2 separate regions of the Homo sapiens genome follow, and region 1 is linked to region 2. The links are chromatin loops, found by intact Hi-C in ENCODE. Cell type or tissue: B cell. All regions are shown on one strand. Each heading gives the region's core, and the rest is flanking DNA. Links, peaks and the distances in the headings are about the cores only. Region 1 overlaps PLEK (pleckstrin). Region 2 has its middle 25 kb from the start of FBXO48.

Evidence for each region. Hi-C counts contacts between places; a loop is a spot of excess contacts. Peaks named below come from ENCODE experiments on the same cell type or tissue, not always from the same donor. Only the 100,000 strongest peaks of a DNase experiment are listed, where the experiment ranks them.
Region 1: a loop joins it to region 2, with 9 times the contacts of the local background. A loop is called at or near these places in 7 of 110 quality-filtered maps.

The regions. Positions count from the first base shown.
Region 1 is chr2:68,380,432-68,393,297 of GRCh38, reverse strand. PLEK (pleckstrin) reads right to left here. Exons shown (of 9, transcript NM_002664.3): 2 at 12,815-12,866; 3 at 12,394-12,575; 4 at 10,665-10,756; 5 at 6,612-6,796; 6 at 4,807-4,911; 7 at 53-136. Among named protein-coding and RNA genes, the nearest start is that of PLEK, 22 kb to the right of the region's middle. RefSeq lists enhancers at 4,103-4,152, 5,403-5,822, 5,843-6,022. In B cell, for the core only: no CTCF peak of the experiment used is centred there; DNase peaks (open chromatin) are centred at 4,397, 4,807, 5,597 and 7,597; H3K4me3 peaks cover 1,505 bases; H3K27ac peaks cover 8,000 bases.
Region 2 is chr2:68,436,206-68,449,071 of GRCh38, reverse strand. It overlaps the pseudogene WDR4P2. Among named protein-coding and RNA genes, the nearest start is that of FBXO48, 25 kb to the left of the region's middle. RefSeq lists a silencer at 7,032-7,271 and enhancers at 7,462-7,511, 7,602-7,651. In B cell, for the core only: CTCF peaks have their summits at 6,936 and 7,143 (motif pointing right); a DNase peak (open chromatin) is centred at 7,231; H3K4me3 peaks cover 506 bases; H3K27ac peaks cover 1,057 bases.

The DNA.
Region 1 (12,866 bases), core at 1,604-9,603, 55 kb after region 2:
AAATGCAGTGGATTTATTTATTTGAATGGATTTATGAACCACAGGACCTTACCCCAGCAGGGTCATAGTAGTGCAGGTAGGCAGGGTCTTCTCTCAAGATGAACTTCCTCACTTTCCAGTTTTTCCTTCTATGCCCCTGTATCCAGGATCAACATTAAAAGAAGGGATGGTGAATTCCCAGCATCACTCTGTACAAACAATACCTACAGAATAATTATTTGCTGAATTGAGAAAAGAAAGAGAAAATGAAATACTAACTCCAGGATAACAATATCCCGGCCTAGGTCTTTGTCAGGGAGATAGTGCTACAGCCAATAAATAATATGGATGTTATTAGATCGAAGAGGTGGATTAAATTATTTCTAATTATTGTCTTCCAGTTTTAGTATGATATAAGGCAGTACTAGGTACAATGTGCTGTGTTAGGTAATGTAGGGGGAATAAAGAGGTTTAAGATGCCCTGATCTTTAAAGAGTTTATGACCTATGTTGAAATATAAAGTAGCAAATGCCCAAATCAAATAATTGGTATAGATAATGGATTCCAAAGGCATTAAGTAGGGAATATGTAATTGTGGGCTTTGGATATCAAAGAAAGCCTCATAAAGACCTGCACTTATCCATGTGGGACACAGGATTTAGATGGGCAAGACAAAGGTGGGTAGGAGGACAACTGACAACACAAGAGCAGAAGTGGGAATGCAAGAGACATACTCAGGTGTTGATGAATAAGACCAGTCTGGCTAGAATGTAGGGTTCATGAAGAGTAGCAGAGGCAAGGTGGGAAAAGTGGACAGAGATTTAGTGGAAATAAAAGGCAGGGTTTGTTGTTGATGGCTTTTGAGTAGGAAGTGAAAGAATTACAATTACATTTTAAGAAGATTAATATGGTGACAAAGTGCAGGATGGACCAGCTGGCTAGATTAAAGGAAAGCCCAGGAAAAGATGGTAAGTAAAAAAGAATTCATTAGGGAAGGATCACAATAATCCAGGCATAAAATCATTAGGAACTAAACCTTAGGTAGCTGCAGTAGGAATGGAAATGCCTGTTGCTGTAACAGACATGATGAAGGAAGAAGAAGAGGCGGAAGAGGAGGAGGAGGAGAAAGAAGAAGAAGAAGAAGGAGGAGGAGGAGAAAAGGGGGAGGAAGGTAGGAGGAAGGAAAGAGGAAGGAAGAAAGAAAGAAGAAGAAGAAAGAAGGTGACGACTTGGCCTTTCCCAACAGAATTAAACACTGACATTGTCTAGACTGAGTTTTAAGGGCAGGATTTGTGTCTTGCTTATCTTTGTTTCCCAGGGCCACAGTGCCTGGCATATAGCAGCTGCTTCATATCTGTTTGTACTTGCTGTGAGTTACCAAGTTATTTCCATTAGTGTGTAGCAGATTTTAAACTGTCATGGTAAACCTGACTCTATGATTTCCCACAGGAAATTCAAATGACTTAACTCCAGAAGCCAAAAATAGTATTATATTAAAAGATACGGAGTTTCTATCTTGCCAATACAAGAAATATTATTTGTAATTTCTAAAGCACCACATATTGGCAAGCATGTATACAAATTTTCCAACATTTTTCATTTTACTTGTGCTGAAAGCAATAAAACATGTGTGGTCTTAGCAAACAGTGCCTCCTTCATAAATCCAGAGGTGCTTCAAGGAAGCTTTCAGAAATGGGCCTAAGTTTTTTGGCAAAACATTTGGTGAAGGAACTCACTTCCAAAGAACTTTCTACTTCCTGAAGGATGGAGCTGGAACCCCTGCAGAGTCATATGCAAGGACAGAAAATATTCCTACCTGCTATATCATGTCCAAAATGGCTTTTGCAAAGCATAGACTTCCAAAAGTATACATTGCTGCTCTTTGCCTTAACTAATGTTGCCCTTCAGAATAACGACACTAAAGTTGCCACCCCATACCATTTCCTCTTCACTGACAGACACACATGTCATGCTGTATTATGCAATTGCTGGACAATCACCAACTTATTATGAGCCAATGGAAGAGGAAGGTAACAGGAGGATGTGAAATCAGCCAACCACCATATTCCCTTTAAGCCCTCACTGACATCACAATGTGACGTGTTGAAGAGTTGGAAGTTAGCAGGTACATTTCTGGTCATCTTTCACTTAATGAGCATTTTCTAAGGAGTATTAAGAAATGCATGTATGCCTCAGGTTTCCAAGAATTGTTACTGAACTGTCAAAGCCATCTACTTATATTTGACTTAATTAGCTCCCCAAGTGTTCATTGCCTATGATAAATCAAGAAGGATGCTGAACTCTGCAGCAGATACAAGAGAAGCATATATAACACATTGTTCCTCTCCCTCAAGGAATCTAAATGTGGTTGAGAATTAAACAAGCAGATGCTTTATTCATTGTCATAACAGAAACAATTATGTAAAAAGGGATTATACTGAATATAATCTAAGATCATTCATCCTCAAACTTGCTGCCAAGTAGGATTATTTATCCTGGGATGAGAAAATAATGGGGCAGGGATAATGGCCTCCAGTTAGCCACAGCTACTTCCCATCTGTGAGGCTTCCCATTATAACAAGCCTTCTATGAAGTTAATCCTGGCTAACTCCCAGCAGTAAACACAAGGGAGGCTTACTTTTGGAATTTTAAGAAAAAGTTTTTAAAATTCTGAAAATCCCTTGGGTGATTTTGATGTAAACTATGGTTACTAACCACTGAGCTAAGAGATTAGAAACATTAAGGGGAAGTGTCAATTCAAATCGAAGAGGTTTTTGCTCCCCAACCTCTGAAAAAAAATTCAGAGGAAAGAATATTGTAAAAGAACAAAATTCCTGAATGCACGTAGATTTCTGTTTTCTTCACATAAAAAGGAAGCTTCTAAGAAAGACTATTTAACTTGTATACTGATAATAGAATAAATTAGCTTTTAAGAAAAAGGCTGGCTCAGTGGTTCTCAGCTTTGGCTGCACATCAGAATCACTTGGGAGCTGTAAAAATCCAGAGGCTCTGATTAAATTGGCCTGGCATGCAGTTTTAACAGTTCCCTGGGAGATCCAAATGTGCACCAACCGAGCTAGCTAAGGCTAAATTGTACCTATCAAAGGCCAGACAAAGGAAGGCAAAGGAAAACACATAAGTTCAATCCTTGTCCCTATTGTCTTCAAAATACATCCAGACACTCATTACCCACACACAATTTTTGACCATCCCAGGTCTCCTACTGGGCTGCTTCACTGAGACGTGGCTCCAGTCCAGTCCCAACTTTATCTACTGTTAGCCTTCATCCTTGGCTTTCCAAGAGCCCCATTCTAGATTAGGGTTTGCCCAATCAACTAATTCAAGAAATAACTGATAACAATATAGAATTATGGAAGAAATCAACAAAATAAAGAAATTTCCTCCCAAGTTACTCTTCTTGTCTTAACAGCCACATTCCAGCACCTGCAATCAAAGAGCCAGGAACATAGGAATATTTGGCAAAACCAACGAGAAAGCAGCAGCGGGCAAACTGTCCGTAGGCAACTGCCCGAGCCTTCCCGGCATAAGGCTGGCTCTGCCCCATGCCTTTCTTTTAATCTAGCCAGCTGGTCACCCTGTCATAAAAAAATACTATAATAGTCCATGAATTCTTTATAAATTCTTGCCATATATTTCTTAGGACACTGTTCTCTTAAAACCTGATATGAAGGTAATTTTTCCATTCGAATGTCCCACTTCCCCCTGTGAAACTCAAAATCCATACCTATACCTCCTTTCAGCTATCCCAGCCCAGAGTCCCTCTTTATAAATGTAAATATGGGCTCTTCTCTGGTTCTTCCCTCCTTGCCCATTCCATTAATCACTAAGATGGACATTCAGGGTCCTAACATGAAATAAATCAGATCCCCCAGTCCCGTGGAGCCTATAGACAGTACATGGAAATCTCCTGATGGCAACAGATTCTCTCCATTATATACTGAGCAGCACTTTTAAGGCAGCTCACAGTGCAGCCAGGAAGGCAAGACCTTGGTCCTGCAAAGCAGCCTTGGCCTCTAAGATGCCTTGTGCAAGTATCAACTAGCTTCCCCCTGAATATTCTCATGTCTTCCTGCGACTTCCTCCACCAGGTACTGGTCCTGGCTTCCTCAGTCATCTTGGCCCCTGTCCATCTCTTACCTCTTGGCATCATATGCCTTGGCACCTGGTAACCGACTAGAGCTCCTCAGCACTCTCCAGCCCTTGCCTCCAAGACTGATGGTGGCCTGTACCTGTGGACACCTGGACATCCCCCCAGGACTCTGTCCATGCCCTCAATCTGCATTTGACTTTTGCCTGCTGTTCCTGTGAACTGGCCTCTGCATGCCCAGGTTTTGGTCTTGTCATGCCCTAAGCACAGACTGGAATGACTCTTCTTTGCTCTCAGTGGTGTACTCTGTTCCTCTTCTGGGTGTAGCCTGTTCCTGTTTTCCTGGTTGCTTTGAAGGGAGGAGGGACAGGTAAAATGGAAGTACTTTTACCATGAGACAGCTTTGTCTTTTGGATGGCATCTCTTAGACAATTTATCTCCTCCGGCCATATTTTTCTTGAAACACCTTTTTTTTTCCTATGATATTGATAAAAGAGGCATTTTCCTACTTTTAGGGACATCTTCTGCCCTGTCAAACTCAATCTTCCTGATCTAAAGCCACTTTGATATCTAAAGAGCTACTCATCTATCTTTCACTTTGTGGGTTTCATTTTCTGCTTGACTATTAACCAAACAAACCAAAAGTCACTGGGTAACTTAGAAACAAAAAGGACCTTGTAAAGGGAAAAGGCTAGATGGGAGCAGTTGTGGCCACTCACCTGCTTCAGTAAACATCCCTGCTTGATAATGACCCCTCTGAATTCTTCTTTCAGAATCACATCATCATCACTGGAATTCTCTTCACAGAAGAACCCACTGTCTGGCTGTTGGAAAATCAAACAGCAAGCTAACATCACCAGTCTTAGGCACATTGCAACTTGTGCCATCTCCATTCCCCCTCCCCTCCAGCCATGAGGGCAGCCTCCTCCTTTTTCCTCCATTCCTGTGTACATCCCAATCTGAACTTCAAAGGTCCTTGATGAGCGAGTTTCTCCTCCTCCTTTTACTTGCTTCCGGGGCTGTTCCTTTCTTGTCTCCACTCAGGTGTGATCTTGTCAATATCCTTTTATTCTGGAGGGTCTCCCAAGCTGTATCCTAACTTTAGCTCCATCTTCCTAACCAGGCACATGTCTGCCTTCAAAGCCTTCCTTCTCTTGGGATATCATGGTCACATCCTTGAAAGCAGGGCAGGCTAATTTCTCATTGGCAATACTATCACCAGCTCAACATTTGCCACTGAGCCCCCTCTTGGAGAAAAGTGACAGCATGTGTCCAGCCTCTTCCCCTGAGGTTATGAGGGAAGTGGGACTTGCTCAGCAAAAGTAGATGATGAATCAGACCGAGGAAGAGGAGCCACTGTGATGGGTATTTTTAGAATCCTGCATTGAAATGGCTATAAACGACCAGATCAAAGGACTGAAGAAAAAAAAAAAACAGACTGTGGAACTTCCCCTAAAGTGAAATGAAACCCTCTAGGGTGTTCACTTCATGTTTATAAGAAGAATGGTTCTCTTAGGTAACTTCCTAAATTCTGTGCTCTGATCCAAGATAGAAACAAAACTGCCAAAATCCCCCAAGAAATCCACCATTGCTCACATGGCCTAAGAACAGGTTCACATTGTATAATATAGTGTTTCCCAATCGTGGGTAAGCATACTGTGGGAGGTACACAAGATGACTGCAGGAAGTGACATCTGTGGACACATTTTGTATTAAGAGTCATGTGTTTTAACATACATTTGGAATAATGCACTTAATACATCAAACCTGTGATTTATAGACTCCTGTCTGGAAAGGAAGCTGCAGTAGGGCAGGATTTTTGCCTGTCCCTCCAGTACGCTTGTCTACGTGGCTGTATCTTCTTGTCTTAGAGAATGCTTGCCATGGACTAGGGTCTAAGACAGTTTTATAAATGAATTATTGCTTAGAATAAGAATAGATAGTTGGGAGGCAGAGGCAGGTGGATCACTTGAGGTCAGGAGTTCGAGACCAGCCTGGCCAACATGGTGAAACGCTGTCTTTACTAAAAATACGAAAATTAGCTGAGTGTGGTGGCGCATGCCTGTAATCCTAGCTACTCGGGAAGCTGAGACAGGAAAATCGCTTGAACCCGGGAGGCGGAGGTTGCAGTGAGCCGAGATGACACCACTGCACTCCAGCCTGGGTGACAGAGCAAGACTACATCTAAATAAATAAAAAATAATAATAAGTAAATAGGAAACAATAAACTTTAAAATGTCCTTTAAAAATTTTTTTTCAAGTAAACAGTAGTATCCTTTTATAATAACAAATTCACTTGGACAGGGCGAGTGTTGTAGAGAGGGCAGCTGTTGAGTTGGGAAATGCTGGTATAACAGAAGCTCTAAATGGGCCTGGGAGCTTCAGGTATTCCCTTGTTCTTCCTGGCTGACCTCCCTACCCGCTGCCTAACAGCGCTCTATAGATGTCTATGAACTGAAATCAATCTAGAATCTGCTCAGGGCAGCCTCCCTTACAGGAAGAAGAGATGGGGAGCTTTTCTTACAAAGTAGTAGAAGGCATCAGGGTTGTCCAGGAAAGGGTTTTCAGCAGTTCCATCCACTGCACTCTTGGACATGTCTCCAGCAGGCTGCAGATACCCCTCATTGAGCAGCGATGAAGCAATCATGAGGCCTTCCTGGCGATTCCTAACAGACTGGTTGGATACCAGCCAATCAATGACGCAGTTACCTAGATGGGACCAGCACAGGGAAGGTTAACTCTCCTTACCGAAGAACAAGCCCCTGACAATCACCCCTGAACTGACTCCAGCTCACCCACAGGTCTGACTTGTCTCGTCTCCCCTGTTATTTCAAGAAAGAGAAAACAAAATAAGTGGGATAGATACCCACTAGAAACAAACAAACAAACAAAAAACTATGTAAAGGGTTTTTAAGAACATCTACATGCTGCTTAAGAAGAAACACATGACCAGGTATGGTGGCACACCTGTTGTCCCAGCTACTCTGGAAGCTGAGGCAGTAGGATAGTTGAGCCCAGGAGTTCAAGACCAGCCCAGGCAACATAACAAGACTCCATCTCAAAAAATATGTACCCTAAAACTTAAAGTATAATAAAAAATAAATAAATAAAAACAAAAATAAAATAAAAAAATAATAACTTTAAAAATAAAAAAATAAAGTCTTTGTCTTAAAAAAAAGCAACACATGCATCAAAGAAATAGGTTTTACTAACCCACTCACTTATCCCATTGATGAACAAACATTTACTGAGCACCTACTCGATGCTAGGTACTCTACTGGGTGTTGGAGAAATTCCCTCAAGGAGTGTAAAAGGGCATGATGGGTGTAATAAATAAGTCTTGTAACAAGTGCTCTGCTATAAGTCAGTTGCGAGACTACTGGGTCAAATCTGAAGGTGTGAAAGAGGTGAAGGAGGTGAGAGAAGAGGGCTGTGCATCACCATCAGGAAAAGATTCATAGAGGAAGTGACACTGGGCAGAGGCTTAAAATATGAGTAGGCGTTTGCCAAGCATATGAAGCAGGATGCAGAGGAACCAGCACAAGCTGAGGGGGCAGCAGTGTGAACAGATGCACTCAGGCATAAAGCAGCCCCATGGGGCAGGGGAGGAGTTGGTGGAAAGAAGGCAAAAGGAAATAAGAGGAGGAGGGAGGTGAAGGGTGGGTGGGGAGAGCTTTGATGGCACAGTAAGAAATTTGGCTAATGGGAAATCATTTTAAGTTTTTAAATAGGAAATAATGTGATGGATATATGTCCTAAATTAAAATTTGATGACATCACCTGCACTGATTGTCATGACTTTGCAGAGTCTAGCAGGGACCTTGAGAAGTCATTTAAGCAATCTTCTGGTCAAGAGATGATTGCAAAGAGAAGAAAATGAAATTGACCCATACATTGGATTATTAGCAGGTTACAATGAAGCTTTGTATTAAAAACAGCATGTTTGTTCTTACAACAAAAAAAGATAGATATTTGAGGTGATGGATACACTAGTTACCACGATTTGATCACTGCACAATGTATATGTGTATCAGAACATTAATTGTGCCCCATAAATACGTACTATTATGTGTCAATTAAAAAAGATAAAAATAAAAAGCAGTGTGTTCCTTACAAATGTAGCCAACAAGGGAGTCAACATGACAGCCTGCCTGTCCTGTCATCCGGGCAAAAGCAGTAGGGATGCCACCCTCAAAACAGGAGTGACAGCAGTTGGATAGCGAGCCTTCCATGAATTTCATGTATGAAAGGCTTTTGCTCACTTTTCTTTCTCTACAAAGATAAACTAAGTGACACTGCATTTCTTCTTTTTATCTTCATAGCAGCCTGTGAAAGAGGCAGGGTGGTAATTGCAGTCCTCATTTTAAGGATAAGAAAATTAAGGCTCAGGGAATCTGAGTGATCTTAGGCCAAAGTTACAACTGCTCTGGGCTGTCACTTTTAAGTGTTCTAACCCTTGCATCCACGCTCACTCAGTGAGGCATGCTGAAGCTTGAAAGACAAGTTTGGTCTAGTCTGCCTGTCATCGGACATTTAAGGTCTTCCATCATGTGTCAGTACTGCTGGGTCCCAGTCTCTGCTACAGCCTTCATCTCCCAGCCGAGGCCACCTGACTCCCCCATGAAGGCTCTACCCATAGAAATGTCCAAAACCCACCCTGGCCTTCAACAAGAAGGATTTAAGAAGTACTAGCCCACCTGTAATCTTAGGGATTACAGGCCACTTTGAGAGGCCAAGGCAGGCAGATCACCTGAGGTTGGAAGTTTGAGACCAGTCTGGCCAACATGGTGAAACCCCGAATCTACTAAAAATACAAAAATTAGCCAGGCATGGTGGTGCACATCTGTAATCCCAGCTCCTCAGGAGGCTGAGGCACGAGAATCACGCTTGAACCCGGGCGGCAGAGGTTGCAGTGAGCCTGAACAACAAAAGTGAAACTCCGTCTCAAATAAAAAGAAGAGGAAGAGGAAAAAGGAGAAAAGAAGAATAAGAACAAGAGGAAGAAGGAGGAGAAGGAGAAGGAGAAGGAGAAGGAGAAGGAGAAGGAGAAGGAGAACAAGAAGAAAAAAACCAGCCCAATAGTCTGGGACTCAGTAACACATTACAGTGGAAATCAGTCTGACCTGGATTGGGTGCCCAAGTCTACATTGAAATGCCCTCCTGTTCCCTTTGCCCAAGGCTGTTGCAGTGACCTCGGTCCTGATAGAGTTGGGAACTTCCCTTGTTCTTGTCACTTTCTCATACCACCACCCACAGCTTGGTGTCTTGATCCCAAATCTCAGCCCTGCCTTGTCTGATGCTGGGCTGCTGCCTTGACTCTGAGGCTTATTCCCACGGGGGACTATCTCATCGTCAGTGATCAAAGCCTTTTCCCCTTAGCCTTGCTGATCCTGACCTGGACCAATTTCATGGATTATCTGTTGATGGCACATCCTCTTAGATTCCACATTTGCTGTATCAGCTCAGAGTTTTCTTCCTTTGATCTCTCCTGTCACCATAAGAAAGCCAGGCCTGGTATCTGACAAACTTAGTACCAAATTGTACATCCCATTTTGCTCCCCCTGATGAACCGTCAGCCCTACTAGGCTGGTCAGTTTCTTTTTCTAGATGCATATTCTGCACATGTCTGCCTCATAACTTTGTCCTCACCATCCTTTGCCCATCCTCTGCTCATCCTCTGCCCTGGCCCATCCTCTGCTCATCCTCTGCCCTGGCCCATCCTCTGCTCATCCTCTGCCCTGGCTCCTCATTAAAAATCCTCCTGTAAATATTTAATGAAATTCTACCCATCTTTCAGGGTCAAATTTGGGTACCACCTCCTATTCATCCCATCAACCCCTGAGTTCTTTCTCTTTTTTTGAACCCCTGGAATTGGTTGTACAGACATGTGACCACTTAAAACACAATAACCACTTGAGCTTGCACCATATAGCACTGAGTGTGTGCCAGGCACTACTCTACACACATAATGGCAAGCCTATGAGGTAGGTGCACTGTGATTATCCCCACTAAATAGACAGAGAAAGTGAAGCACAGAGAGGCTAAGTTATTGAGCCAAGGTTTTATAACTAGTAAGTTGCAGAGCCAGAATTTGAACCAAGGTGGTCTGGCTCTAAAGGACATGTTTTTAACCACTACACCATACTACCTAAACTCATAACACTTAATACCTGACCCTGTGCAGCCTCTGATAGCCCTAATATTGTCATTTAAAACTTACATTGTATGCCTTAATCCCTGTTTATTGTAGTAAGGGTTGCATCTTATCCAATTCTGTGTCTATTTCTAGCAAGTCTCAACATAATGCCATTTATTGAGAAAAAAAATCCTTTGATTGGAACGTTAGCTTGAACAAATGTTAACTTGAACAAATAAAGCTTGAACAAAATCGTTAGCTTGAACAACAAACTTCTTTCTATTTTCACTCTGTAGGAGCTTCATCCTCAGGCTCACCAGGCTGCATTCTGGGACCCCTTCCAACCCCCATACTTCATACCCCCACCTCACAGACGAGGCCGAAGGAGGACTCCATATCGCCTTCCCAGTCGCCCTATTTCAGGCCTGCAAGTGCTTTTACCTGTGAAGCAGTGATTAAAAATCTTCTTGTCCTTCTCTAGATTCAGTTCTTTTATTCCTTTTTCAGTGTCTTTCATGGACAAATATAAGGCACTGCACAGAGATAAAAAAGCAAACAAACAAACAAACAAAAAAAAACCCAGTTGGATGAGTGGGGAACATTTCAGAATGGTAAGTTCTCTCTGGGAGGTGAGCACAAGCTCCCCCACCCCAGGTATCCCCTGAGCTTAATCTCCCTCCATCAGATCATAAGTAGTGGAGGGGCAACATTCATATCTGCATAACTCTGTAGCCTGCACAGCGTTTAGCAATGCTGGAAGGTACTTAACGTCTCCTAAATTCTCTTAAATTCATTCAGCTGTTTGTTGATTTAATTATTGGTTCCTGGGATGGAAATTTGCCCCAATTTAGAGGTCAAAGATGAAAGGTTCCTAGGGTCCATTTTCTACACATTCTACATCTTTAATGTCCCTCAATCCTCATATCCCAATTCTTTAATGCTCTTCAAGGGACCATCTGTGGTAGACATTGGCCTTTAAGAAAGTGAATGCTTCCACTAAGCATATGTCTTATCTTTAAAATGATGAGATATAAGGCAAAATGGTGAGAAGTTCTCATTTTTGTCCTTGAAGTAATACATCAAAGATAGCCTTACGAGAGAAGCTCTAAGCAACAAAACAGAAGGCCCCTTCCATGTAGCCTGTGGCTCCCTATAGCCCGAGCATTTTTCCCACTTAGTTCTGACAGCACTGGCCAGGACTGTGGTCACTCGATGGCCCCCATCAGCAGCTGCAGCTGCACTAGGTGCCTCGTTGGAGCTCTTTGCCAAAAAGCTTTTGTGGTGAAGGAGGCTGCTGAGTCTCACTCAGCTCAGTTCACAAACTTTGTCAAACTCCTGTGCCATGCCAAGTCTTGTGTCGTCATGCAGAAGTGCAGAAGGGATGTCTTTAGGCTCCTCTCAGTGCTTCTCCCCACCCCACCCTCCATAAAAACAAAATTCTTGTTGGACATTTTAAGCAGCTGGCATGGGATTCTTCTCAACAGGGCTCCTGCTTCAGGGAATGCTCAACAAAAAAGCAAAACTACCAAGAAGAAAGTGACTCCTAGAGAAAGGGGCTCATGTGACCAAAGATGTGAGATACTCAGGAAGGAAGAAATCCCATTCCCAACCTCTGTCAGGAGCTAGATCTTCCTGTTGGCCTCTGACCACCTTTAGTCTACAACTATCACCTGCAATTCCAAGCCAACCAACATCAGCGGCCATTAAACTGGGTCAGGACATAAATGGCTTCCACCAGGATGGGTGTTTACCCTGGCTGGCCCTTCCTGAGTGTGTAAATGAATGAACTTGAACTTGAAACCTTGCTTGCTTGGATGCATAGCCCCTGCTTTTTCCTTTCTACCTAAAGATCCTAAAGCTTTATTTCAAGACTGACTTATTATGGCTATGTTATAAATGCAATGATGATGTTTCTTTCTCTCTCTCTCTCTCTCTCTCTCTGGTACCCAGTATGAGGGAATTTGTACTCCATTCGCCTCCTCTCCTCAGCTAGTAGGCCTTGGATCACTCCTTCAGACCCAGGTAAACATTTTAGTACACCAAGTGCCAGTATTGACCTGGCAGAGTGGATACAACATCAGAGGTGGTCAAAGCAAGCCTTGGAGCAGGATCTGCTATGTTTGTGTCTTTCAGAAGGAATGGGTAAAGAGAAGTAAACACAGAAAATCACCCTAAGTCAATGGTTTCTGGCAGTCGAATGGACCTCCTGGTAGATTTCCTGGCAAATTTCTGGCCTCCTTCAATGCATTTAATGGCCTTCTTGATATCCCGAACCCAGGCATCTCTCTCCTCCAGGAAGGCTGCCTGGAAGAAGTGGTCCTGCTGTTTGGTCGTAGTGATCTTAAACACAAACTGAAAATCAAAACACATCCCATTAGAAATGGCTTATTTCAAGGGCTTGGGGCCCCTCATGAAGCAGAGGCCATTGGCCTAAACCTCTTCTAGCCAAGAGAAACCCAAATGCCAGGGTGGGGTGTGGGTGGTGGTGAGAGGGACCAGCCCAAGGAGCACCACCCACATTGTAGGCAATGCTTGCACCAAAAGTTGAGTGCCTGACCAGGGGTTCACGGCAGCTCATGATGTCAACTTACCATCCTTTTGCCAAAGTCTTGACAAGGGCTAGTCAGAGTGCTCCCTTTCAGC
Region 2 (12,866 bases), core at 2,528-10,527:
CTCCACTGCAAGCAGTGACGATGACAGCCTCTTCATCTATGACTGCAGTGCTTGAAAACAAGTCACAAGAAAATAAAGGGGACGACGAGCCGCCCTTGGTTCAGGGGAGCGGTGCAATTGTCGGTCCACCTTCTCCAAGTCTGGCAGCTGTTTTCTTTAACCGATGGCAGTAAGTGTCTGATTCTTTTCTGTACATAACCATGGCAATGTCTGAGTGTCAGGACCATGACAAGGAGGTGTACGGACCTGACCTTCACAGCCTCCGAAGAGAAGGTCTTGGTGGCTGACAAGTCTGGAGGCGTCTCCTCTTCGGTGCTGGAGCCACACGGATGCGGCCGACTGGAGCTGCAGCACCTTTCTGTCCATGCTATTAGACGTGGCTGTGCATCCTGATGACCACTTCGTCCTCACTGCGGACCGGGACGAGAAGATCCAGGTCAGCAGGGCCGCCATGCCCCGCAGCATTGAGTCCTCCTGCCTCGGGCACACAGTTTGTGAACTACATCTCCATGTTGCCCACTCAGCCTGAGCTGCTTCCATCCTCCTCCGGGGCCTGCACCCTGAGGCTCTGGGAGTACAGAAGCGGCCGCCAACTTCACTTCTGTCACCTCCACAGTCTCCAAGAGTCCGCGGACCTCCAGGTCCCCCCAGAGGTTTGCCGCGTCCAGGATTGCGTTCTGGTGCCAGGAGAACCGGGTGGTGCTTCTGAGCACCTGCATTGCTGTGGGATACATCTTCCAGTTTCACGCCGGTAGACAGAAGCTGGTGTACAGGCAGCAGCTGTCATTCCAGCATCGAGTGTGGGATGTAGCTTTTGAGGAAACCCAGGGGCTGTCGGTGCTCCAGGACTGCCTGGAAGCCCCCCTCCCCTGGTGCTCTGCAGGCCTGTGGGTGGCCAGTGGCAGTCTGTTCCTGAAAGTGCCATGTTAAAGAAAGTCTCCAGTGTTCTTTGTGGGAACCGGGCCATGCTGGAAGGCTCTGCCTGCGTGAACCCCAGCTTTAGCAGTCTCTACAAGGCCAACTTTGACAACATAACCTTCTACCTGAAGAAGAAAGAGGAGAGACTGCAGCAGCAGCTGAAGAAGCAGCAGCGCAGTTGAGTCCCCCACCTGGGCCAATGGGCAGGCCAAGAAGATAAGGCCGGGGGAGTCAGCCTGGCGTTGCTGATCTTGGCTGTCGGTGGTGCCCCACACCCTCGAAACAGGAAAAGTAGTTTTCACTTGTTCCCCCTGCATCCTGGCATCTCCCTTCAAAAAGGAAAAGGTGGCCGGGCGTTTTGGCTCACGCCTGTAATCCCAGCACTTTGGGAGGCCGAGGCGGGCAGATCACGAGGTCAGGACATTGAGACCATCCTGGCTAACACGGTTAAACCCCGTCTCTACTTAAAAAAATACAAAAAATTAGCCGGGCGTGGTGGCGGGCGCCTGTAGTCAGTCCCAGCTGCTCAAGAGGCTGAGGCAGGAGAATGGCGTGAACCCGGGAGGCAGAGCTTGCAGCGAGCCGAGATCGCGCCACTGCACTCCAGCCTGGGTGACAGAGCCAGACTCCGTCTCAAAAAAAAAAAAAGGAAAAGGTGACATCAGGTGCGACCAGCTCAGCTCAGAGAACGGGACTGTCTCCTGGGCTCTAGAACATTCTGTGTTGCTGGGCACAGGCTCTTGCCTGGTGCCTGTGCTCCTTTCTGGTTGAAGGGAAGCCAGACGGGTGGAGTGGAAGCACTTTACCTTCACGTTGAAGGCAGCGTGTGAACCTGCAGTGGTGGCAGCTGTCAGTTTTCTGCTATTCTGGAGCCTGGCGCGCTTCCTCTAGGAGGATCTATCGCCGACGCTGTGGACGCTTTCCTGTTGTTCCCACCATCTCACGGTCCAGGTGATGCGCTGCCCCGCAGTAGCTGCTCGCCATACGAGGCTGTTGAAACTTAGTGTTCCATATTTTTGCATATCTACAACTATCTGATCTTTGACAAACCTGAGAAAAACAAGCAATGGGGGAAGGATTCCCTATTTAATAAAAGGTGCTGGGAAAACTGGCTAGCCATATGTAGAAAGCTGAAACTGGATCCCTTCCTTACACCTTATACAAAAATCAATTCAAGATGGATTAAAGACTTAAACGTTAGACCTAAAACCATAAAAACCCTAGAAGAAAACCTACGCTTTACCATTCAGGACATAGGCATGGGCAAGGACTTCATGTCTAAAAACACCAAAAGCAATGGCAACAAAAGCCAAAATTGACAAATGGGATCTCATTAAACTAAAGAGCTTCTGCACAGCAAAACAAACTACCATCAGAGTGAACAGGCAACCTACAAAATGGGAGAAAATTTTCGCAACCTACTCATCTGACAAAGGGCTAATATCCAGAATCGACAATGAACTCAAACAAATTTACAAGAAAAAAACAAACAACCCCATCAAAAAGTGGGCAAAGAACATGAACAGACACTTCTCAAAAGAAGACATTTATGCAGCCAAAAAACACATGAAAAAATGCTCACCATCACTGGCCGTCAGAGAAATGCAAATCAAAACCACAATGAGATACCATCTCACACCAGTTAGAATGGCAATCATTAAAATGTCAGGAAACAACAGGTGCTGGAGAGGATGTGGAGAAATAGGAACACTTTTACACTGTTGATGGGACTGTAAACTAGTTCAACCATTGTGCAAGTCAGTGTGGCAATTCCTCAGGGATCTAGAACTAGAAATACCATTTGACCCAGCCATCCCATTACTGGGTATATACCCAAAGACTATAAATCATGCTGCTATAAAGACACATGCACAAGTATGTTTATTGTGGCATTATTCACAATAGCAAAGACTTGGAACCAACCCAAATGTCCAACAATGATAGACTGGATTAAGAAAATGTGGCACATATACACCATGGAATACTATTCAGCCATAAAAAACGATGAGTTCATGTCCTTTGTAGGGACATGGATGAAACTGGAAATCATCATTCTCAGTAAACTATCGCAAGAACAAAAAACCAAACACCTCATATTCTCACTCATAGGTGGGAATTGAACAATGAGAACACATGGACACAGGAAGGGGAACATCACACTCTGGGGCCTGTTGTGGGGTGGGGGGAGGGGGGAGGGATAGCATTAGGAGATATACCTAATGCTAGATAACGAGTTAGTGGGTGCAGCGCACCAGCATGGCACATGTATACATATGTAACTAACCTGCACATTGTGCACATGTACCCTAAAACTTAAAGTATAATAATAATAATAATAATAATAATAAAGAAACTTAGAACGAACGCTTCAGCCTGCCCCAGCCCCAGCACTGCACCTTGTACTCAGGAGGTGCCCGTGGCGAGTGGTTCCCACGTGGGAAGTGCCCAAACGCGTTTCAGTGTCGCAGGGAGCTCTGTCAGGTGGCGCTTGCACAGACGGTGAACTTGATTCAGGAACTGTGAGGACATGGGTCCGGCTAGAAACCCGGTTTTACAGGAAGGTGATCGAAGACGTCGTGCGTGTTTGTTATTTTGATTTGACCTTTGCGCACACTGCAGAGCAGCAGGGATGTCACTGTATTTCAATCACCGATCCATAAGGATTAACTTTTGCAACTCCCTGGAAACGTTTAGCAGCAACACGTGAAACTAGTCTCAAAATACATCAAGCAAAACCTTTGGGTGCGTGCTCTGTTTATGAGTGAGGTGATCACTGCTTGATTTGGGAAGAGGCTTCTAGGTACATGGGGTAATTCGTTCAGGACGGCTTCCACCTGCTCTTCAGTGATTAAATCTCAACAAGGGAACAGATGTGCACGCTGGTGATGATTTTGGTGTGGGTTTTCGCTGGGGACTTAGAATCCTTAGTTTTCCTTTTAACAGTGATCTGGAAACAGTGCTGTCTGCAAAGCTGAGGCCCACTCCCCTGTGCTGGGGACCAGGGGTTTCAGAACAGAGGGGCCATGCCAGACCATTGTCCTCCTGTACCAGCAGCCTCACCTCCTTCACAATTCTGGGGAATCTGGAGCGGGGCATGCTCTTGTTAATAGTCTGCTTTGAAAATTTTGGTTTTAGGAGAAGTTAAGGTTGGTCTTGTCGGTATCTTCACGTAAGATAGGGTTGGCAAACTGGCATGTGGGCTGAATCCTGCCCACTGCCTGATATATGGCCTGCGAATGTTTTTTACATTTTAAAAATCGTTGAAAACAAGTTAAAAATATATTTCATGACATGAAAATCGTGAAATTCAAATTTCAATGTCTGTGAATAAACTTTTATTGACACAGTAAAAAAAAAAAAAGAAATAAGAGAGATAAATATAAAACCACACACACACTTTTGTTGAGCTGATGTATTTGAAAGTAGGTTTGCATACTTCATGACATTTTGCCCCAGAATATCATAGCATGTATTTCTTTCTTTTTTTTTTTCTTTTGAGGTGGAGTCTCGCTCTGTCACCAGGCTGGAGTGCAGTGGCGTGATCCTCTGACTCCATGGTTAAAGTGATTCTCCAGCCTCAGCCTCCCAAGTAGCTGGGATTAAGGCACATGCCACCACGCCCAGCTAATTTTTGTATTTTTAGTAGAGATGGGGTTTCACCATATTGGCCAGGATGGTCTCAATATCCTGACTTCGTAATCCGCCCACCTCAGCCTCCCAAAATTCTGTGATTACAGGCATGAGCCACCGCGCCCTGACATAGCATGTATTTCTTAAGGAAATGCACACATGCCTGCATAACCATAATCACACCCAAGAAATTTAACTTTCATCCAATAATCATATCATCTAATACCCAGCTCAGATTGAAATTTCCCTCAGCTGATCACAGAAAAATGTGTTTTCAAGCTTCTGAATGTGTGCCAACCTGAAAATGAGAAATATATTAATTTTTTCTCAGTAATTTACTATGAGCTTTTCCAAATATACACTAAAGTTGAGAGAACTTCCTCATTGTAAATTTAATTCAAATTTCTCTGCCATAAACATGAGGTTTATATGTTTAAGGGCATGGGTGGGTTTTGGTGTGTATGAATCTTTGTGTTTCTCAATTTTTGAGTGTTTTGTAAATTGAGGAGTTTAGTTCTTTATCTATGACATATGTTGCAATTATATTACTCCCAGTTTGTCACTTGTCTTTTGACTTTGCTTGTGATGCTTTTTTTTTTAAACAAATATTCTTTACATTTTATTTTATTTATATTTTTAGAGTTAGGGTCTTTCTCTGTTGCCCAGACTGAAGTGCAGTGGTACAATCATGGCTCCCTGCAGCTTTGACCTCCTAGGCTCAAGTGATCCTCCCACCTCAGCTTTCCAGCTCGCTGGGACTACAGAGATGCACCACCATATCCAAATAATTGTGTGTGTGTGTGTGTGTGTGTGTGTGTGTGTGTGTGTGTGTAGACAGCCTCCCCTTGTTGCCCAGACTGGTCTCAAACTTCTGGGCTCAAGAGATCCTCCTGTCTCAGCCTCCCAACGTACTGGAACCACGCCTGACCAGTCCTTTTTATTGATGTCAAAATTATTGCTTTTTTTCTGCTATTATATCTGGATGATGAACATGGTTTAAAATTTTTCCCACCACAAGATTACAAACAAATTCACTTATGTTTTCTTCAAGTACTTATGTGGCTCATTCTTTCTATATAAGTTTTTCCTGGAGTATAATGTATGTTAAGGATCCAAAGCTATCTGTTTTCAAGTGACTGTTCAGTTGTCCTAACACCATTTATTAATAAGTCTGTCTGTAATTTGAGATGCCACCTTATTTATATGAAAATTTTCTTTTTAGTTGGTTCTATTTCTGAACTTTCCATTATGTTCCAGATCTGTCTATCCATTCATACCACACTGTTTTAATTATACAAAATATTTATTGTGCATTGATATTTAATAGGGTTCTCTCTCTTCACTGACCTTTTTTACTGGTTTTCCTATTTAAGCATATATGTTTGTTTATCCACATGAACTTTGGAATCAATTTCTGTAGTCCCAGGAAAACTACATATTGCAATTTTATTAGGGTGGTATTAAATTAGAGATAATTTATTTCATCATAATGTCAAGTTATCTTATCCAAGACCAAGAAATATTTCCATTTGTCTTTTAGGAATGTTTTAAACTTTTCCTCATATGGATTTTACACATTACCTCTTAAGTTTACTTTCAAGTATTTTATATTTTTGTCATTATTGCAAATTGAATTTTTTCTTCTTTTATCTTCTAACTAGCTATCATTTACATACACACACATTTACACTCACACACACGTGTGATTTTTGTACACTCATTTTGTAGCCTGCTAACTTACTGAGGTCTTTTGTTCATTTAGAGTCATCATTTATTCTATTGGGTTTTCCAGATATACTGTCATATCAACTGCAAATGGAGAGAGTTTAACTACTTTTCCAAGTCTTATGCCCCAATTTTTTAACTAGTATACTAATGTCTCCAATATGATGTTAAATAGTAATGGAGATGGCAGACATTTTTACCTTGTTTCTTGCCTTAGTGGGAATGTTTCCAGTATTCTAGTATTACTCCATTATAATATTCTCTTTCTCTTTCTCTCTCTCTCCCTCCCTCTCTCCTGTGTCTCTGTCTCTCATACATATATAAAATCATGTTAAAGGAAAACCCATTAATGTCTATTTTATCTAATACTTCTACTGGAAATGTATATTAAATTTTATAAAGGGACTTTTTGGCATATCTGATTTGTTATACATTTCTCACCTGAAAATTTCTAAGAACTTTACTAATATTAGTACTCTACATTCTATAACAATAGTTTCTTCAGTTGATACAATGTATGTATGTTTTCTCAGCTCCAGAGAACCAATAACATTGAATATCATATTTTAGAACCATGAAAAAACTTGATAAACAGTCTGACTTTCTTCGCCAAAACTGTCTTATAATAGTATCTTTCAACGATTAAGTACTTTTCACATGGCCATTTATGTACTCATCAAAGAGTCTTGAAAGGTAGTTTCTGACATTAATATTTTTAAGATACAAAAATGCAGACTTATAGAAGTAACATTACTTAAGCAAAGCAAAACAGCTTGCATATGGAGGAGAAAGACCTTGACTCCAGGACTGGCTCTAAAATGCTTTCTGTCACATCGTCCTTGAGATCTGGTCAATGCTAATCCTCTGCCAGCAGAGGGCGCAATACTTCTATTAAAGCCCAGTCAAAGCGCTTGAGTGGGAGCAGCTAGTTCCCCATTGCAGCCCTGTTGGCTGATTGCAAAACCTCAAAAGTCAGAATTTGTCTGTACCCTTTTAGTTGCAAATGACAGAACTGAAACTAGTCCTGCCCAAACCAGGTGGGAGGGTTGGACTGAAAATGGAGTAGGGTGTTTCCCCAGAGAGAACATAGAGTATAGCCCCAAAATGACAAAAAGCCTCTTCTGCTAGAAATATAAGATATCAGGGAACATAATACTCCAATGAAGAGACTTCTCTTCCCACTCCACCCTTCAGACCTGGCCTGGCCAACAGGCCACCCCCTAGGTTTCTATCTGAACCTTCAAAGATCCAATTAAGAACACTTAAATTCAGCTTTTGCGTATTTTATCCACAAAGGCCCAAGTCATTATTCTGTATTTTGCCACAGGGATATTATTTCATACGGATTTGTTCTCCAAAACTTCAGCCTGGCATTTCCACTGACTCTGTAGCTCTGTGAAACCAAGCTGTAGGTGTGAGTATATTCTGTTGACATAGCAGATATGAGCTCTGAGGTTGGGTTAAGTGTAAAGAAATTTCTCACCCTTTTACTAACATTGTGAATAAATTCTAGTCTCTTGTGTGAAAAGACTGTAAAAGGAGTTCACCTGGGGATGAGAACATTTCTAAGATTATGTTTTTATTCTTTCCCTCTGAAAACTCGCATAGGCAGAAAGAATGAGCCAGAGGCCTTGGGGAGTTGAGCAAAGTAACCAAAATTCACATCCAAAATTTCATTTCATTTAAAAATAAACCTATCACATGGAAATTTTGAAATTCATCTCCTGGATTATGTGCTTTAGTACACACACACACACACACACACACACACACACACACACACACAGTATCCACACCTCAAAATGGAAAGTAAAATGTACCCAAGTATGGTGTATAATTTTATCTCAATATGACTTACTTTTGGATTCTACTTTCCTGACCCTGCCCAAAGTACAATGTATTTTTGATTCAAAAGTCAACACTCAAGATTAATGTCCATAGATAACAATAATAGTTGAGTGCTTACTATACAGAAGCTATCCTGCCAACAACCTTTGGAGGAATTCCCTTCCTTGGAATTGCTGTTGACATAGCAGATATGAGCTCTGCTTGCTGTTGACCAGCAGGCTTGCTGTTGGCATTAAACAGATACATGAGAGGTCACGCGCTGATCTGGTTTGGCTCTGTATCCCCACCTGAATCTCATCTTGTAGCTCCCATAATTCCCACATGTTGTCGGAGGGACACAGTGACAGATGATTGAATTATGGGGGCAGGTCTTTCCCATGCTGTTCTCATAATAGTGAACAGGCCTTACGAGAGCTGATAGTTTTTAAAATGGGAGTTGCCCTGCACAAGCTCTCTTTTTATCTGCCGCCATCCACATAAGATGTGACTTGCTCCTCCTTGCCTTCCACCAGGTCTGTGAGGCCTCCCCAACCATGTGGAACTATAAGTCCATTACATGCATTTTCCTGTATAAATTACCCAGTCTAGGGTATGTCTTTATCAGCAGCATGAGAACAGACTAATACACATACCCTGGCAATTCAGGCCCCCCTGCACTGCCCTCAAGAAACCCGACTGGAGCCCCCAACCCATGAGGGTTGTGTAGGCTCAGAGGCTGCTCTTAGTAAGTCATGTGGCTTGTCAGCTTTGTTTCTTCTTAAGTAATGGGAGCTTATTTTTCCAGACCTTTATTCCATAAATGCTTGGGGATTTAGAGTTAAATTTTAGCAAGTTTTAACATTTTGATTGTATGTAATTCCTCCTTTAGTCTTTTGTCACCTCTCTATTTTTGTTCTCTCTGTTTATCCTTCAGCTTATTTTAGGTTTGTCGTGATTTTACCTTTCTAAATCTTATGGGTCTAGCATTTTTACTTTTCACGTGGTCTATTCTTGACTTTACACTGTATATTTTATCCTTTTAATCTTTTTCTAAATTTTACCATAATTTTCTACCTTAATCTGTTACTTTAATTTTTTAGTTATAGCTCTTTTGATCTTTTTTATTTTTAACCAAATCTATTACTTTAATTTCTGAATAATTCTTGCCTCAATCTTTTTACTTATAGTTCCTTTTTTATTCTTTTAACTTAAATTTTTGTTCACGTTTTTCTTTTTAAATGTGTTCTCTTTTGCCCAGAGTACCTTTAAAAATATTTTATTCTTTTTTTTTTTTTAACTCTCAAGCTATAGCGCTGGGCAGAGTTTATGATCTAGAATTAACACAGCTGTGGTGAATGTACACACATGGAACATTGGATACTTTTTCCTTCTAGCCATCTCTGCATTTATCTTTCTGACTGCTTAGAAAATCATTCATCATATTCAGTGTTTTTCTCCAAAAATAAGTAACTGGGCTGTGTCAGAGACTGAGGAATGACAACCCCTTCCCAGGGCCCGAAGCTTCCTACTTATGCAGGCAGCAATTTGAAATACTAGAATGAATGTCTCTTTGTAAAGAATTACATCTTCTAAAAACCTGTGGTCTCCGATGTATAACTCATCTATAGAAGGGGTGGAGATTGGGAAGAAATTACCTCTTCTTCCTCCAATTTTCTCCATTGCTTTAAACTGTGAATTCCACTGCTTGAACCAGAAACCCATGAGACATCCACGCAAGTTCTGTGCATTCTACCTCATCAATTTCACTTCTCACCTGGACTACTACCATATCATCCCAACATTGCTTCTAATCTTGATTCCTTCTATCTATTCTCCAAATAGCATCCAATGTGATCATGTCACTCCCTACATGAAAACTGTCAATGGTTTCTCAATGTGTCTCAAATAAAACCAGAGATATTTACTGGAGCCTCCACATGTGGCATGGTCCCCACCTGTCTCTTCCACCTCAGCACGTTCCTTTAGCCTCCTCCCTTACACCAATCCTTTGGTTCCTTGGCCATGCCAAGCTATCTCTCACCCCTAAACCTTCGTACATATGAGTCCCTCTTTCTGGGGTACTTGCTCCCCTACTCTGTGTAATGTTGGTTCTTTCTCATCTTTCAAGTAGGGTGACCAACCATCCTGGTTTGCCTGGGACTAAAGGGACTCCGGGGATGCAGGACTTTTCATTTTAAAACCAAGAAAGTCTTGATCAAACTGGGACAAGTTGATCACCTACGTTCAAGTCTCAGCTCCTGTATCAGTTCCTCAGCAAGACTTTCTTTGCCTGCTATATCCAAAGCAGACTCCTCCCCTGACCGCCCTCCCAAGCTCCCGTTATGTTTCATTTCAACATCCTGTTTCCCTTGTAGGGAGGACTTAGTGCACTTTGAAATTATTTTACTTTATGTATGTCTTTACTGGCTTTTCTCTGTTTCTCCTTCCCTAATGACTAAATACTGTGAGGTGCCATCACTCCTGTCTCATTCCTTGTGAAATCCCAGTGTCTAGCACTGAACCCAGCACACATTTATTGACGGAAGCAAGGATGGAAAATAAGAGAAAGGAAAGATAAAGAAGCCCCCCTAATGTAGCTCAGGCTTTCTTTTATGAGGAACTATATGGTGTTTTTCTGTCCTACAAACTGCCATAGAATGTGGCAGACCCATTCTTTACAAGCCTACTTCTATGCATTTTTTTTTTACTGGATTCATGTCCATTTTCTTTGAAATTACTAACAAATCATTTTGTTGGGTGAGTTTTGTGTGTGAATTTTCTTTGCTCTCCTCCCTTCTTATTCCCTTCACAATGTCAAGGAGTTCCTGACGAGGTATTTGATTTCCTTAAATGCAGAAATGCATAAACCCCAAATGCCTCCAGAGGCCAAGGCAGTGACAAACAGGAATAAAACAGACTCGATGAAAGAAAAATCACCTGACGAAAGGCATAACCAGACTTGCCTTATTTTTATGGAACTATGGCACGAGCACATAATCTCACACATATTTATATAACATAGCAAATTTTATTTTGCCAGTGAAATGGAACACAGATTGAAAAATTAAATATTTAGTTATCCTGAATGCTGTGAGAGGTTGTGGTTTTTTTGTTTTGTTTGTTTTGACGCAGTTTTGCTCTTGTTGCCCAGGCTGGAGTGCAATGGCGTGATCTCGGCTCACTGCAACCTCCATCTCCTGGGTTCAAGTGATTGATTCTCCTGCCACAACCTCCCAAGTAGCTGGGATTACAGTTATGCACCACCATGCCCTGCTAATTTTTTTTTTTCTTTTTTTTTTTCTTTTTTTTTTTTTTTTAGTAGAGACAGGATTTCACCATGTTGGTCAGGCTGGTCTCGAACTTCTGACCTCAGGTGATCTGCCCACCTCGGCCCCACAAAGTGCTGGGATTACAGGTGTGAGCCACCGCACCCAGCCAAGGATTATTTTTTTTACACAACCTATATACATACAGAAAAGTGTCATTTCTTTTTAAAACTGATATAAGAGAGCAGGTGTTTCCCCCAAGACTCCAACCTTTGGGTTTCAGCAAGGGAAAAATATTTAATATTCAATCCATTTCAAACCTTAGGCCAATCCAATAACAATGATTAAATATCAGATTTTTGAGGAAAATGCTCAAGTGACTTTGAGCCAGGAGAAGTCATATAACATCCATTCTTCCATCATTGCTATCCCAAGCAGCACAGTATCTGGTGTTACGTCTGCTGGAGTATAATTGGCTGATGGTGTCCCTGGGCTTTCTGCTGGCATCTACTCCTGCCTTTCAGGTGATGCACGCATGGCCTCTTCTCTACAAAACAGTAAGTGTTGGGGGAGGGGGACAGGGTGTGGGAGAGACTGGCATCTCATGCTAATCAGGCCTACCCTTAGCTATTGCCTGGCTATTGACCAAAATCTCTTCCAAGTCCATGTAGTCCCACAGAGCCAGTCGGTCTCCCTCCAATGTCTGCTGTGGGGCAACCCACTCCTCCCAATGGCAGGGGCAATGATAAACCCTCTGCCTTTCAATCTGAAACAAAGAGGCTTGGAGTTTAAATCAGAGCTACTCTCTTCCTGGTCACACCCAGCAGCTGTCTTGGCTGGGCTGGTTCACCCTACATTGACATGGAGCCTCGTCTCCTCCAGAATCTCAAACTGTAAGCAGGGAAAGCCACTCTGTCTCCAAGTTATCTAGCTTCCCACTCTCCACACCATGGCTCAGAGGCTCGAGCACGACACATTGTTATTGGATTGGCCTAGGGTTTTTTCTGTCCCTCCTGATTCTCTCTCCCTGATTTTCCCATAGCACCAGAACAAGGAGGGGCAGGTTTCTGTCACCACCACCCCCTTCTGGCCTCATCACCTGGCATCCCAGCTGGAGCATCTTCTTTACATGAGCTCCACCATCTGAATTTCCAGGTCTGAAAACAGGAAACCCTTTCCCTCCCACCAGTGACTGGATTGTAAGCCTTGCTGTCAAGCTTAAAGAATGTCAGAGTTGGAATATTATCTTCCTCTCACTCTCACGTGGCTTCTGTAACAGATCCGAATCTCTCCCAAGGCTAAGAGTGATTGTCGTTATCTGGAAAGACACAGAAATGCTTCCCTGTTAAACGACATTGTCTTTTTTAAACTTGTTATTTCTTCTATTTGAAGCTAAAACCTCACACATTTTCTTCCTCACCAAGCTATCACTGTCAGGTCTTGTGTTTCTTATTCAGTTTACAACACAGAGTTGAGCCTTCAATCCTTTACGTAGGAGAG